Regions from separate parts of the Homo sapiens genome. Here region 1 is linked to region 2. Evidence: chromatin loops called from intact Hi-C (ENCODE). Cell type or tissue: ascending aorta. All regions are shown on one strand. Links, peaks and the distances in the headings refer to the core of each region. The heading gives the core; the rest is flanking DNA.

Evidence for each region. Hi-C counts contacts between places; a loop is a spot of excess contacts. Peaks named below come from ENCODE experiments on the same cell type or tissue, not always from the same donor. Only the 100,000 strongest peaks of a DNase experiment are listed, where the experiment ranks them.
Region 1: it touches region 2 in a loop (3-fold over the local background); 1 of 110 quality-filtered maps calls a loop at or near these places.

The regions. Positions count from the first base shown.
Region 1 is chr15:91,916,889-91,923,759 of GRCh38, forward strand. The region is part of intron 2 of SLCO3A1 (solute carrier organic anion transporter family member 3A1); the gene reads left to right. Among named protein-coding and RNA genes, the nearest start is that of SLCO3A1, 67 kb to the left of the region's middle. In ascending aorta, for the core only: no CTCF peak of the experiment used is centred there; a DNase peak (open chromatin) is centred at 2,443; H3K4me3 peaks cover 652 bases; H3K27ac peaks cover 2,097 bases.
Region 2 is chr15:91,692,238-91,699,108 of GRCh38, forward strand. No RefSeq gene overlaps it. Among named protein-coding and RNA genes, the nearest start is that of SLCO3A1, 160 kb to the right of the region's middle. In ascending aorta, for the core only: no CTCF peak of the experiment used is centred there; DNase peaks (open chromatin) are centred at 2,104, 2,464 and 2,824; H3K4me3 peaks cover 731 bases; H3K27ac peaks cover 1,423 bases.

The DNA.
Region 1 (6,871 bases), core at 912-3,411, 220 kb after region 2:
GATGGCTTTGCCAGCATTTGGCATCATTCGAAGTTGGTGACTTCCGGTAATTTTTTCAATAATGGAAGTATGCATGGGAATTGGGTATGTAGAGAGAAATAAGGTATTTGTGTTTTGAAAAGTTATTTTTCACGGTCAGAGTTTCTGATGTTTTATACTGGAAGGATGGAAACCACTTGTGCGTGGGGGTTAAGAATCATCTGAGTGGCAAGTTGTTTATTACGTGGCGGGCAGTGTTTTCAGTGGCTGCGGTGGGCTCTGTTGGATGGCAGCGTGCAAGGTGAGGGCTGGCCAGCCCCGCATCTCTATCCCTTGTTTACAAAGTATAATTCTGTCTCCTGCCAGCTGCTGGATTTTTCTGACATCCCCAGTCACTGAGTGCTAAGCTTTGAAAACATTACCTCTACCCAGGGAAGCTTTATGCCTCCCAAAAGCAATGTGCCTTGAGGTAGAAAGTTAATTATATTATGGAGTTTTAAGTGAAAATAGAATTTGAACTGGATTTGACATAAAGGTTCCTATCTGCCAGGCTTCAAGCTTGCTGAGATAGGATGGTTTGGAAGCAGGACACACCGAAATGCAGATTTTTCTCTGTGTCTTTCTGGCCCAGCTTTGGAGTAGACGCGTTTACTGAACACGGATGTTGCACGCGGATGTTCTGGCTGGCTGTGAGCAGGCTCTGGGCAGGAAAGATGGAAGGAATGCGCCTCTCCATTCAGAGGATGGAGCACCAGTGAGCCTAGTCACCAGCTACCTATGGAACAAAGGGGAAGAGAAAACGGCTCAGGCCAGAGATGGTTAGGGGTTTCCATTATTACCTGAGAGTGGTTATGGTGGAGGAAGGGAAACTAAGGTAATCATTTTTCTTTCATTGCCTTAAGTCTTGAGTGAAAGCCGCTCCACGTGAGTTTTTTGCACACCAGATCATGGACTACAGCATGTAGCCACAAAGGTCTCCTGAGGTCCACCCTCTGACTTGACTGATGTCACCCTAGGGCTCTGGGAGAGTTGTTTTCTGGTAGGAATAACAGGAAGTAGATCAATCAGAGCACAGGGAATGAAATGGGGAGTGAAAACCTGAATTGTTGTCTCTGCTGATAGAATCAAGTAGAAAAATTTCTCCCCAGAGTCACCCCTGAAGTCCTAACAGTGCTGTATCACTTCTGCCTGGGGCTTCCAGCCGTAGTCACTGAACCCTCTTCTGGAAGTGTCTCCTGATGAGTTAAGCTGTGCTGTTTCCCCACACTGGGTGAGGGTTGGTTTGAATGTGCCAAAAGCTTTATGGTGAGGAAGCACTTTGGTTTGGGACATGGGGGTGTGGGAGGTGGAGGCGTGGACAGTAGGGCTGATCATTTGAGGCAGAAGGCCTTCTTGAATTCTGAGGCCTTGTCTGTGGGATTTGCATTGAGTCTTTGGTAGGAAGAACTATTCAGCCAAATTTCTATTTGGTCACCCCATTCCTCTGTGATAAGTCTGAGTTGGGGGAGTGTCTCTTTGCATGACATACGAACATCTTGGTGGCTCTGTTACATATGGCCAGATTCCAAAACATCGTAGCCCATGCCATGGAGATGATAGTTCTGGGTTTCTCTGCACTGGTTTACATGGGTTTGTGTTTATCGGGATCAGGAGAGGACAAGTCTTTTGCATAGATTGGCCTCAATAGGGGGCCTTTTATTCCATATGTGGTTTATTCTCCAGGTATAATTTAAGATCATAGCATATGCAGAGTATAACTGGTTCATTTATTTATTGTATGAGCTATAAAAAAAGTGTTTGTGGTAGTGAGAATATTTCAGAGTTTATCTCCTCTAATATGGCACTAGTTCCTGAAGCCACTTAACTTTACTTCACAGTATTTGGGGTAGCCCACTGAACAGGATTGATATAAAATTCTGGCCTCTTAACTCCCTGAAGAGGAGGAAAGTCTCAAGGGACTGATGCTGGGACTGTAGGTGTAACTGTATATCCATCGGGGAGGAATAACATGTGTACCCCTGGTTCCAGCTCCTGCAGAGTTGGTCTAGAGAGGGGCCCACAACCAATTGTCTGGTCATATGCCTAAATCGTGACACTATAGTGGAGATTGAAAGGATTCTAAATATGGCATGTGTAAAACACCAGCTTGTTCTTGAGCTGAGCCTTCCCTTTGGGTGTCAGCAGGGAACAGAATGATCAACATGCACAGCTCAGGCTGCAGATCAGTGGTGATGACACCTGCCCCGGGTCACCCGCATTGTGGGTCACTAGATGGGTGCTGTTTGTACATCGGTGGCCGTGTCGTAGCTTCCACTACAACCCAGGGCAAAGTGAAGCATTCCATCTTGAATCAAGCCGATATTTTCCACTGAAATGACTTACTTGCTTTGGCCTCTTGTGGCTGAGCCGCTGCCAGATTCCTGGATTCCTGGATGGGCTATTCACAAGGGGCTCCTCTGGCTGGCACCATTCTTCAGCCCGTCCTTTCCAGTGTGGGAGGGAGCCAAGGGAGCTCATTACCAGGGGACAAAACTGGATGAATGGGGACTCGGCTCTGCTGGCAGGCTTTCACTGCGGCATCATGCGGCACCCGGACTCACAGTGCAGCCAGACGGTGACCCGTGGGTGGCACGTGGCACTCTTTGTTCCTAGAGTGACTACATGGGCGCAGTGGCAGTGGAGACCACTGGGCCCCTACTGAGGTCGGAGAATCCATTCTTTGGGAGTCTAGTCATGCCTCTAGCTCCATGTTGTGATCTTCCATTAGCCCAGTTTTCTTAGCTGTCCTTCTGTTTCTCTAAGTTCAGAACACAAGTCGTATTTGCTTTTTATGAAAGTGTAAGTAGGATGATGGAATGGGCTTACTGTGCCCTTTCATTAGGTTGCCCCCCTTTTTTTTTTCAAGGAGGAAAAGGTGAAATGGGAGTACTAAAGATTTCTCAATAACTTTATTCCTAGTTAAAAAGCATTACATGTTCACCGTTTACAATTTTGAATATGTAGAAAAAGAATAATTAGAGAATATTGTAGCTTTATGGTGTACACAATTCTATTCTCTCTTCTGCATTAGCATGCTTTTCTATGAAAATGTGTTCAAGATAAATGATGTTTTGTGTAATTTCATTTCTCTTACTATTTCATGAGCATTTGTTTGTTACTATTCTATGACATTGCTGCATATATAATCCCTTCTGAATATATACGACAATATTTAATACTTTCTATAGTTGGACATGGATTTTTAAAATATTTGCTGTTTTAAACAAAGCAGATAGGTAAACTGTGATTCCGAGAGGTTGAGTAACTTACCCAAGCTCATTTACCTGGATAGGGCTGGGCTGTGGGTCTGAAAGTGATGCTTATTTCAGGTATGTCTGGGATCTGCTCACGAGGCTGGGATGGGAGCTCAAGGGTGGTGCACGGTCCAGGGAGTCAGGTGCAAGCCAGGGCATTCCACGAGACAGCCCGAAGCCTCCTGGGCATACAAATTGCAGCAGGAGCCAGGAAGGTGGGAAGACAGCAGTGTGTCTGGAGTCCAAGGAGAGAGGTGCTGCTGAAATGGAGAATGAGTGTCAGAGCCAGAATGGAGTATTGGAGGTAGGATGGAGAGAGAGGAAGGTGGTCCTAGCTAACGGTTCAGGTCTGAGTTCTGTAAAGAGGTTGCACCCCTGTTTCATAGTGCTTTGAGCTGAGATGGCTGCAAATCAGACCTTAGACATCTGGGGCAGGAGCAACTGATCTGTTGCATCTTTCGCTCAGCTCTTTCCAGCAGTGTGGGCGCCATACCTTCACATGCCATTCATTCTGTTTTTTGAACCGCAGTAACCACTAGGAGGTTTTTTTAAGTGTTGTGTTAGAAATAGGCCACCTTACAACTTCCCATACCCTGGGTTCTGGTTATGCCCTCTGGATCTACCATGAATAATCCCTATCCCTCTTCCATATTTTGATGGCTCCCCAAATAGTTGAGCACTAACCTTTCATGGGTAGGCGGATGGTATCTAAAGCTTAGTTAGCTCTTCGGAGCTAAGACCTTTGCTCCATGCTTGATGGATTTCCTACCATACTTCCTTCTTAAGAGGGATGCCAAGGGCTGGGGAGCTCATTACCAGAGGACAAAACCAGATGAATGGGGGATGTGGGATATGGCGTTGTATTAGTTTGCTAGGGCTGCCCTAAGCAAACACCACAGACTGGGAGGCTTAAATGACAGAAGGATATTTTCTTATAGTTTTAGAGGCTGGAAGTCTAAGATTAAGGTGCCACAGGGTTGGCGTCCTCTGAGGTCTCATTCCTTGAATTTCAGATGGTTGCCTTCTACCTGTGTCCTCACGTGGTCTTCCCTCTGCATACACATCCCTGGTCTCTCTGTGTATCCAATTTACTCCTCTTACAAGGTCGCCAGTCACATTGGTTTAAACCCACCCATATTAGCTCATTTAACCTTAATTGCCTCTTTAAAGGATCTATCTCCAAATATAGTCAGTCACATGCTGATGTACTGGGGGTTAGGGCTTCAATATATGAATCTGGGGGAAGGAACACTATTCAGCCCATAACAGACACCAAAGAGATTAGTACCAAACCAAGACTACACTCCTGCCTCTTTGCCAAAAGTTTTCGGTAAGGAGCTGTATTGTAATTTTTCTCTCTAAGTACTTGAGGAATTGATGATATAGTTTTTTTTTTAAATAACTTTTAAAAATTACAGAATCACAAGTTGTGGCAAAATACAGGAAAGTCCCCTGTATCCTTCTTCCTGTTTCCCCTGCTGTTGATGTCATGGTAACTATCACACAGTAGCAAAACCAGGAAGTTAACATTGCTGTGATCCATAAAATTTATTCAGATTTCTCTTTTTTTTTTTTTTATTCTTTTTTGACATGAAGTCTCACTCTGTCACCCAGGCTGGAGCACAGTGGCGCCATCTTGGCTCACTGCTGCCTCTGCCTCCTGGGTTCAAGTGATTCTCGTGCCTCATCCTCCCGAGTAGCTGAGATTATAGGTGCCTGCCACCACACCCGGTTACTTTTTTTTTTGTATTTTTAGTAAAGACAGGGTTTCGTCATGTTGTCCAGGCTGCTCTCGAACTCCTGACCTCAAGTGCTCCGCCTGCCTCGGCCTCCCAGAGTGCTGGAATTACAGGCATGAGCCACTGCGCCCGGCCAAGATTTCTCCAGTTTTATATGTGCTCATTTGTGTGTCTGTGTATAGTTCTGTGCAATTGTATCAAATGTGGATGATGCAGTTTTAAGAATGCAGATTGGGATCAAGATGAAACCAGATAATTTTGAGTTGTGTGTGTTAGGCAGACACACGCGCGTGCACGCACACACACACACGGCACAGAGACAGGCTGGCAGATTCTCCTGAGGATGGATGTTCTGGAGAGAATGGGAGCTGGCCAGCGGAAAGGGGTTCTTTGAGAAGGGAGGCTTTGCTGTTTGCCTGAATACACAGAACAAGTGCTCTAACTCAGGAGGCACACGTATTAGACACAAAAATGTGTCACGTTTTCTTTGTTTATCACTTATCCTGAACCCCAGTGCAGCCCTCTGTGTTTCCGTTAATAATGCAAAGAGAATAATTCTCAGATTTCATCTGCCAAGTGTTTGATTAGTACGAAGGGCCCCCGAATACTGGCCAGCAACCAAAGAGAACCAAATTTCCTTTCAGAGCCCTGGGAGCAAAGAGTTATTTGCCTCTGATGAGTTTTTATTTTAACTTGACATTGGGTAAAATGTGTTTTAACTCTCCAAAGAACGTGGATTGGGTATGGATCAAATATACTGTGACTGAAGTTCATCTGAAAAAATAATTAAAAAGCCATCTCTCGTGGGAGCAAGCATTGCTCATTATATTCTTGCAACTTCATTGATATTGAAGTTTCCTTCGTTAATTTCTTTTTCTAAAATAAATGGCACTATAAAAGTGGTCAGTTTGTTTTGGCCATATTCCATTCCCTCTCCCCAGCTGCTGGTCGCATGCCATTTTCAGTGTGTTTGTAGCAGCCTGCTAGGAAACAGCCTGTGGCTCTTACCTGGTGCTTCCATATTGCCTGGGCTGATAGGTGTTTCTCATTCATTCGCAGCCACTCATAACTCATGCCCTGTGGTTCATGGCATCACCGCTGTGCCTGCTGCCTGGGTGACCTTTGGACAAGACTCTGTGGGCTCTGGAGCCCAACAGTCTTGAAATTGAAATCCTGGCCCCTCCACGACTCCTGGGTTTTGGATGAGTTTCCAATTGCCCTGAGACTTTTGCCTTTTCAGTAAAATGGTCTGGTCTACCTGGCCAGGCTTTCCATGAACGTCAGGTGTCCTGTACACGGTGGGGATCAGTAAATGCTGCCCTTTTCATCCTTATGGTCATAGCATCTCCATTTCCAGATGTAGAAATTAAGGCACAGATGGATACATGACTGAACTGTTTAAACGCAGGAGCAGATCTTTGGACAAGAGCCCTTGGAACCTGATTTTCAGCCTGGGATGTGATCCATCTTATAGAGCTGAGAATAGCAACCTCTTCAGTCCTGAATTAAACCAGCAGCGCTCTTCTTTTCCTGAAGACCCCCTCCAGTGGCTCATCTCAAAGTGCATGAAGTGCTAGCATTGCCCCAGGCAGGAGGAGAGCCAGTTTGTATTAATTTGGAGGCAGCCCAGAGTATGGCCATTGCCCCAGTGTGATGTATGGATTGGCTTTCTGGGTTCTAGCATGTCGCTTCTTAATTTGGAAGCATATTAGCTCAATTTTCTTTTAAATAACGTATTCTTATTTTAGTAACATTGAGAAAAACAGAAATGTAATAAGAAAACCTAAATAATATGTAATCCAGATACCTATAGAAAATTATTGTCAGTAGTTAGGTATATTTTATTCCAGCCTTTTTTCT
Region 2 (6,871 bases), core at 1,818-4,317:
AGTTTTGGATTAGACTAGGGTGACAAACTCTATAATAGACTGCAATTGTCCCCCGTTTTACAGAGGAGAAAACAGAGGCTTAGAGAAATGAATTAACTGGCCTGACATTGCATTTCTAGCGGCAGGTGGAACTAGATATCGGTCTCAGGAAAGTCTGACTTTCCTCTGGGCTCTACTCCGCTGGGATGTGTGGTGCACTGGTGTGGCCATTTCTCAGCCCAGCCTTTACAAATTCCTTTCTTTCCACAGCTGGACCATGTCCAACCCTGCTCTGTGAGCAGCACCCAGTCCTTAAGAGTCCCGGCCCAGTGCTCCAGGACTCAACATAAATTCCCTTGAGTGGCTGGTCCCCCCGACCTAGAACCCAGTGAGGGTCTCAGCACAGTACCCTTCCTCATGTCCCCAGCCTCTGCCATAGCTGCATCCCAGTGATGTACTGAGCAGCTCCACTACATCTCCCAATCCTCACAGCTCTTCCCCACCTCCTAGCTCTCCCTGCAGAAATCTGGGTATTGAAACAGTCCCTGTCAGAACTCCTCCACCCCTGTCAGACACGCGACGCCAGCTCCTGTTCCAGGTGCTGCCTTGATACTCACCCTGGCTGCTGCGCTGGACTTCCTCTCAGTGCCTGGAAGGTGGGTCCAACCTGCTTCCCCCCTGGAGTGGGAGTGGTTCTGAGCTCAGTTTTCTGTAGTATGCTGATTTCTGGCACATTTAAGTGGTCCCGTACAAGTGTGTTCTTTTTTTTTTTTTTTTTTTTTTTGAGACAGAGTCTTGCTGTGTCGCTAGGCTGGAGTGCAATGGCGTGATCTTGGCTCACTGCAACCTTCGCTTCCCGGGTTCAAGCGATTTTCCTGCCTCAGCCTCCTGAGTAGCTGGGGTTACAGGCATGCGCCACCACGCCTGGCTAATTTTTGTATTTTTAGTAGAGACGGGGTTTCACCTTGTTAGTCAGGCTGGTCTCAAACTCCTGACATGGTGATCCGCCCTCCTCGGCCTCCCAAAATGCTGAGATTACAGACATGAGCCACCGCGCCCTGCCACAAGTGTGTTCTAAGACATGCTGTAATACTGATGCCCACCCCCAACTCCTTCAAAAATAGGAGACAAGAGCCATCATAGGTCTTCCTAGGCCAAAGAACATGCTGCAAGACATCACTCCTCCAAGAACACGGGGATTTGGGGAAGAAAGGACTGGTGAGTATTTCTAAAAGTTCATTTCTGAGGAATTCTGTTAGTAACATTATAAGGAGTTAAATAAAATACTCGCTGGAGTTCTAATAGGTATTTCCATTAACAGACCAAAGAGCTGGAAAAAAAAAAAAAAAAAAGATCGTACATGTGTAAAGACTGCCTGGTCTCAGGCAAGCCACACAACCACTTTGGACCACAATTCTTTGTCTCTAAATGCTCGTCTTGACCCCTGCTCTTCCATACCCATAAGCTTATTGTGAAATCGAAGTGGCTTATAAATCCTAAAACAGTGGTTACAGATGAAGTATTTCTGATTCCCTGACATGAACTTGCTATAAAATGAATTCAAAGTCTAGGCAGGACTTACCCTACAAGAATTAGATATCATTCTTTTCAAATTAGGGTAATTTTGGTTTGGATTTAGATGGGTCTTAATTGACTCTTGTATGAATATGTTTCCTATCACATGTTTGAAATTCTCTTTCTTTAGATTAAACAGCATTTTGCTTTTAAAAAATAAAACTGAAAAGCATTTTAGAATAATCACTTTGGTCTTGGTCCTAGCCTATCCATATTTCTGCCTTAAACATTAAAATAGAAAGTATTTGGGGAATAATTAAATTGTATCTGGTGGGATATCTCCCCCCAGTGAGAGAGGAAATGGAACAGGGAGATTTGAAGCAGGCCTAAGAATATAATACTGTGCTGCTGAGCTACAAAAATCCTGCCTGATTTGTAAATTTGCGTTTCCATGGCAACACAAGTGTGTAGTTAAATAATCCTCACTCGTCTAGTACTGAATTCCAGCAACTCTTCCTAAACCTTCATCCTATTCCAATCCCACAGCTGTTGCCATGGAAATGATCAGATAAGATTCAGTCCTAGAGGTAGATGGGCCAACAGTGGGAGCTAGTCCTGGCCTACATATAGCCACTGAAATATTAGGTTTTGCTTTGCTTCCTCCCAATCTTCAAATCACAGAAAGCGGTCGCTTCAAATGAGAGGCTAATTTAGCATGATGTCATGACAATCAGTCTTGGGGTTTGGGCATGTGGAGTAAATGAGGAAAAGTTAACGCCAAAACACTGCTGGGGAATGGAAAAAATCAGAAATGCTTTCCTCTGACTCATTTTTGGAAACTTTCTCCAAGAATCCATTACACCAGGGTATTCTCTCAGGAGGTGGGTGTCCCAGATGCAATTTTCCTAGGCTGGTCCCTGCCCTACCAGGAGGTTAGGTCACACGGGGCCACTCCCCAGGTTTGACAGCCGAGGAGTACCCGTTCGTTCGTTCTGCATTGTTCATGAGGAGTTCTGTTTTTCATAGTTGATGGGAGTTTATAGTGTGCCTCCGGGGTTGACTCTGGCTGTGTCAGCAATGTCTTTAGGACTGACAGAATTTTTCCGTGCCGCTATCAACATCTTTGTATCATGTGCATTCTTGCAAACAGATTGTTTGGGAAGACCTAAAATTTAAATCATTGTTTCTAAGCAATATCCAGAGGATATTTTGTTTACATATTATAGAAAGAAGCAATACTTTGTCTCTTTGAACAGTGTGATCTCATTTATTGTGAAATCTTTGCTGGATACTTCCCTGAAGGGGAGGGGTTAGGCCAGAGTCCAAAGCAATTTTGCCTTTCAGTGAAGCAGATTCCTCGCAGTGTGTGAGCCCTAATATGTCATATGAGAAAAAGACACACCTCACAGTAAAATACGAAATCCCAGTAAAATATGGAAGGGAACTTGAAGTGTCTCTGGAAATCCAATGAGCAGTTTTCAGATGAAGACGCTGAGGCTGGGGTTTCCAATATCTCACGGTTTAGGACTCATGGGTTTTTCTCTGGACTCCCCCTCATGCTGCCACTGCTTTAGGGAAAGATCCAATAGGTACAGCTATCTTTATTTTTATTCTCCTTTTTCCTGGACAGCTCCAGCAGAGTTCCTATAGTGTGGTTCTTATTATTTCCTCTTGGAAGCTTCAGTCATATATGCTAGACACTGTTTCATAAATTTTCACATGCCTATAATTTGTTCAATAAACACTCGCTGAGTTAATATATATATTACATGATTTAAGGTATCATTGGAGTGTGATATAGCTTGGATTCATGTCCCCAACCCAATCTAATGTTGAAATGTAATCTCCAGTGTTGGGGGTGGGGCCCGGTGAGAGCTGATTGAATCGTGGGGGCTGATCCCTCATGAATGGTTTAGCACCGACTCGTTGGTGCTGTCCTCGCAATAGTGAGCGAATTCTGGTGAGAGCTGGTTGTTTAAAGGTGGGTAGCAACTTCTCTCTCTCTTGTTCCGCCACATGAGATGCTTGGTCCCCCTTCAACTTCTGCCGTGATTGGAAGCTTCTTGAGGCCTCCCCAGCAGCGGACGCCTGTATTCTACTTCTTGTACAGCCTGCAGAACCATGAACCAATTAAACCTCTCTTCTTTATACATGACCTAGTCCCAAGTATTTCTTTATAGCCATGTGAGAATGGTTTAACACACAGTGTTTGGAGTAAGAAGCTGCTATCAACGTGTTCATATTGACCTTGTTCCATGTGGCTCCTCTCACCATAGTGACAGAGCGATAAGGTGGCAGCTTCTAGGACCTGCTTAGACGTACTCTCTGAGCAAGTTGTATGTTTTAGGTGGTAAAGGTTATGACTTTCAATGACACGGAGTAGAATTTGCTCTTCTCTTGACTTTCATCATTGTAAGTGACGCTGAAGAGAGACAAGAGCTGAATCGTTTCTTAAATGAAGAAAAATGAAAAATTAGAACTAAGAGCTTACCTTCTCCCACTGATTTCTGTGACTCTCAGCAGTACTGTGAAGAGGAGGTTGTGCTCTCTCTCACACAGCAAAAACGCAGCTTTGTAGCCTAGCGGTCATACCTCAATAGAATGGAGCCAGTGTAGATAACATTCTGATATCCTGTGTGCTATTCTGATCCCCGCCCTACCCCTTATGTTAATTCAAACTTTGTAAACACTCTGTTCTGTTCTCCTGAAGCTGAAGTCTATCTAACTGCGAAGAATACTCTTCATGTGAAAAAATGTGTACTTGTTACTATGGTGATGAATACTGTCATTTCCACAACCAGGAAAAGTTCTGAAATGGGGGAAATACTCCTAGACATGGCCATGCTAAGTGCTCATCTTCAAATCCTTCCTTTCCAGACCCAATCAGGCTCCAAATCTCCACTAATGCACTTCTGAATATATCAAAAAAATCACTCTTTCCCAAGCCACCATCATCTTTCTCTTAAAACGACTGTAGTAGCCAGTTAATTAATCTTACAGATCTTTTCTTAGCCCTGTTCAAAGCAGGAACCAAAGCAATGCTTTAGAAACCTGAAACCCGATCATGTCACTGTCTTGTTTATAAACCTTTCAATGCATTTCAACTTTTTAACTTCTGCCTCTCGGAATAAAATCCAAAATCCTCAGCATGGCACTGTATGAGTGGTCCATTTCCCATCTCCCCAGGGCAGCCTGGAGCCACTTCTCCTGCATTTCCCATGCCCCAGCCACCCACCCAGGTCCCCAGTGTGCACACAAACAAGGAGTGCTTCTCCTGCCCTTTGCTCTGGCTGACTCTATTCACCCTTCAGCCTGAGCTGAAAAGTTATTTCCCAAAATAAGGTTTTGCTGAGCTCTCAGGTTGCAGAGTCTCACTCTTGCAAGCTCTCCCGCACAGTGAGTATGCATTTAGAGGAATTCACCACAACTAACCACAGAGCACTGTGTATAATACTTCATCTGTAGTCTCTTGTAGAATGTAAGTCCTGTGAGGACAAAGACTATGTCTTGTGCACAGATGAGATGCGTAAGAAGTAGCTATCAAAATAATGAATGAAAGCCTGTGGCTAAATGGAGAGCAAGAACAGTCACGGGCAATGAGAAGGTCCAGGCAGTTAGAGGCAGGTTATTGGGAAGGTCTCTAATGTCCCAGAATGGACAGGGAACAAGGGACACCTTTGGTTCAAATATTGAGCAGCTAGGCCTGGCGTGATGGCTTACGCCTGTAATCCTAGCACTTTGGGAGGCTGAGGTGGGCAGATTGCCTGAGCTCAGGAGTTCAAGACCAGCCTGGGCAACATGGCGAAACTCCATCTCTACTAAAAATACAAAAAATTAGCCAGGTGTGGTGGTGTGTGCCTGTAATCTCAGCTACTCTGGAATCTGAGGCACAAGAATCACTTGAACCCAGGAGGCAGAGGTTGCAGTGAGCTGAGATAGCGCAATTGTACCCCAGCCTGGGGGACAGAGCGAGACTCTGTCTCAAATAAATATATATATATATATAGAGAGAGAGAGAGCAGCTGTACGTGCCACACCCTGAACCAGAGGAATGAATCGGGGATGCAAGGCGAGCCACAGTTCCTTATGTCACAGACCTTACAGTCTATTGAGGGTGACATATGAGTAAATGTAAGTCACATCATACATACTTCTAAGTTAAATGCCATATTGATATGGTTTGGCTCTGTGTTTCCACCCAAATCTCACCTGGAAGTGTAATCCCCGTAATCCCCACGTATCAAAGGCAGGACCAGGTTGAGGTAATTAAATCATGGCGGTGGTTTCCCCTATGCTGTTCTCGTGATTGTGAGTGAGTTCTCATGAGATCTGATGGTTTTATAAGGGACTCTTGCTTCCCCTTTGTCTTCCACCATGAGTGTAAGTTTCCTGAGGACTCCCCAGCCATGCTGAACTGAAGTCGATTAAACCTCTTTCCTTTCTAAATTACCCAGTCTCGGGTATTTCTTTATAGTAGCATGAGGACAGACTAATTCCTGTCCCACCCCCAAAAAGACATTCTGCATATCATGTTTTATGCTGCAGGATGCAGAATGATTTGGCAGATCTAAATATTCTATCCCCTCATAAGGCTGGGTTGCTACAAACATCTTTTTTCTAGGGAAGCTGACTCTAGTATTTGAAAATGAGTATTTTTCTTATATCATGGGCCCTGAAGTCAAGCCAACTATTTCATCTGGTGCTCAACTGAAGCAAAGATGATTTGTTCCAGTGCTAAGAGGGAAAGGAGCTGGAAGCAGCATTGGGCAGAGTGGGGAGCTGAGCTGCCGTGCAGTCTCAACAAAGGCCTCAGCCAATCCCACGGGGAGCTCGAGAGCTGGGAGGGCCCTCCGGAGTTGTCTTGAATTGAGGCAATGGGGCTGGCCATTGAATCCCTATACTGACCAATTATTAATTGTAGGCTGCCCCAGGAATGGGTGTGCCCTTGGCTGAGGCAGCTGCCTTACTCTGAGGGCAATTCTTTGGGAGAAATTCAGCTGTGCACCGTCAGAAAGAATCACTCCAAGCAGGTGGGGGAATGAGTGCCTTTGTCCTGAAGGCAGGACCTGGGTGGCATATCACAGCATCCACTACGTAGAGATAGGCACGGTGTTTTCTAATTTTCCCTCTTTTTTCTCTGCCCTTGCCCATCCCCAGATTTTCTTCTTACTTGAAAGGATTTCCTAGACATAAGCCTATTGGTTGATGGCAATGGTTCAGCTGAGCTTCTACAATGCTCTAGCTCATAGAACATTGAAACCATAGAACATTGATCTGGGGAGGGGAAGCAAAAGATTTTAGGCACTGCTTGCTTCACATAATTCAATCCATTCCCATCTCCAACTGGTGCTGATGGGTGGGTAAAGGCAAGCTGAAA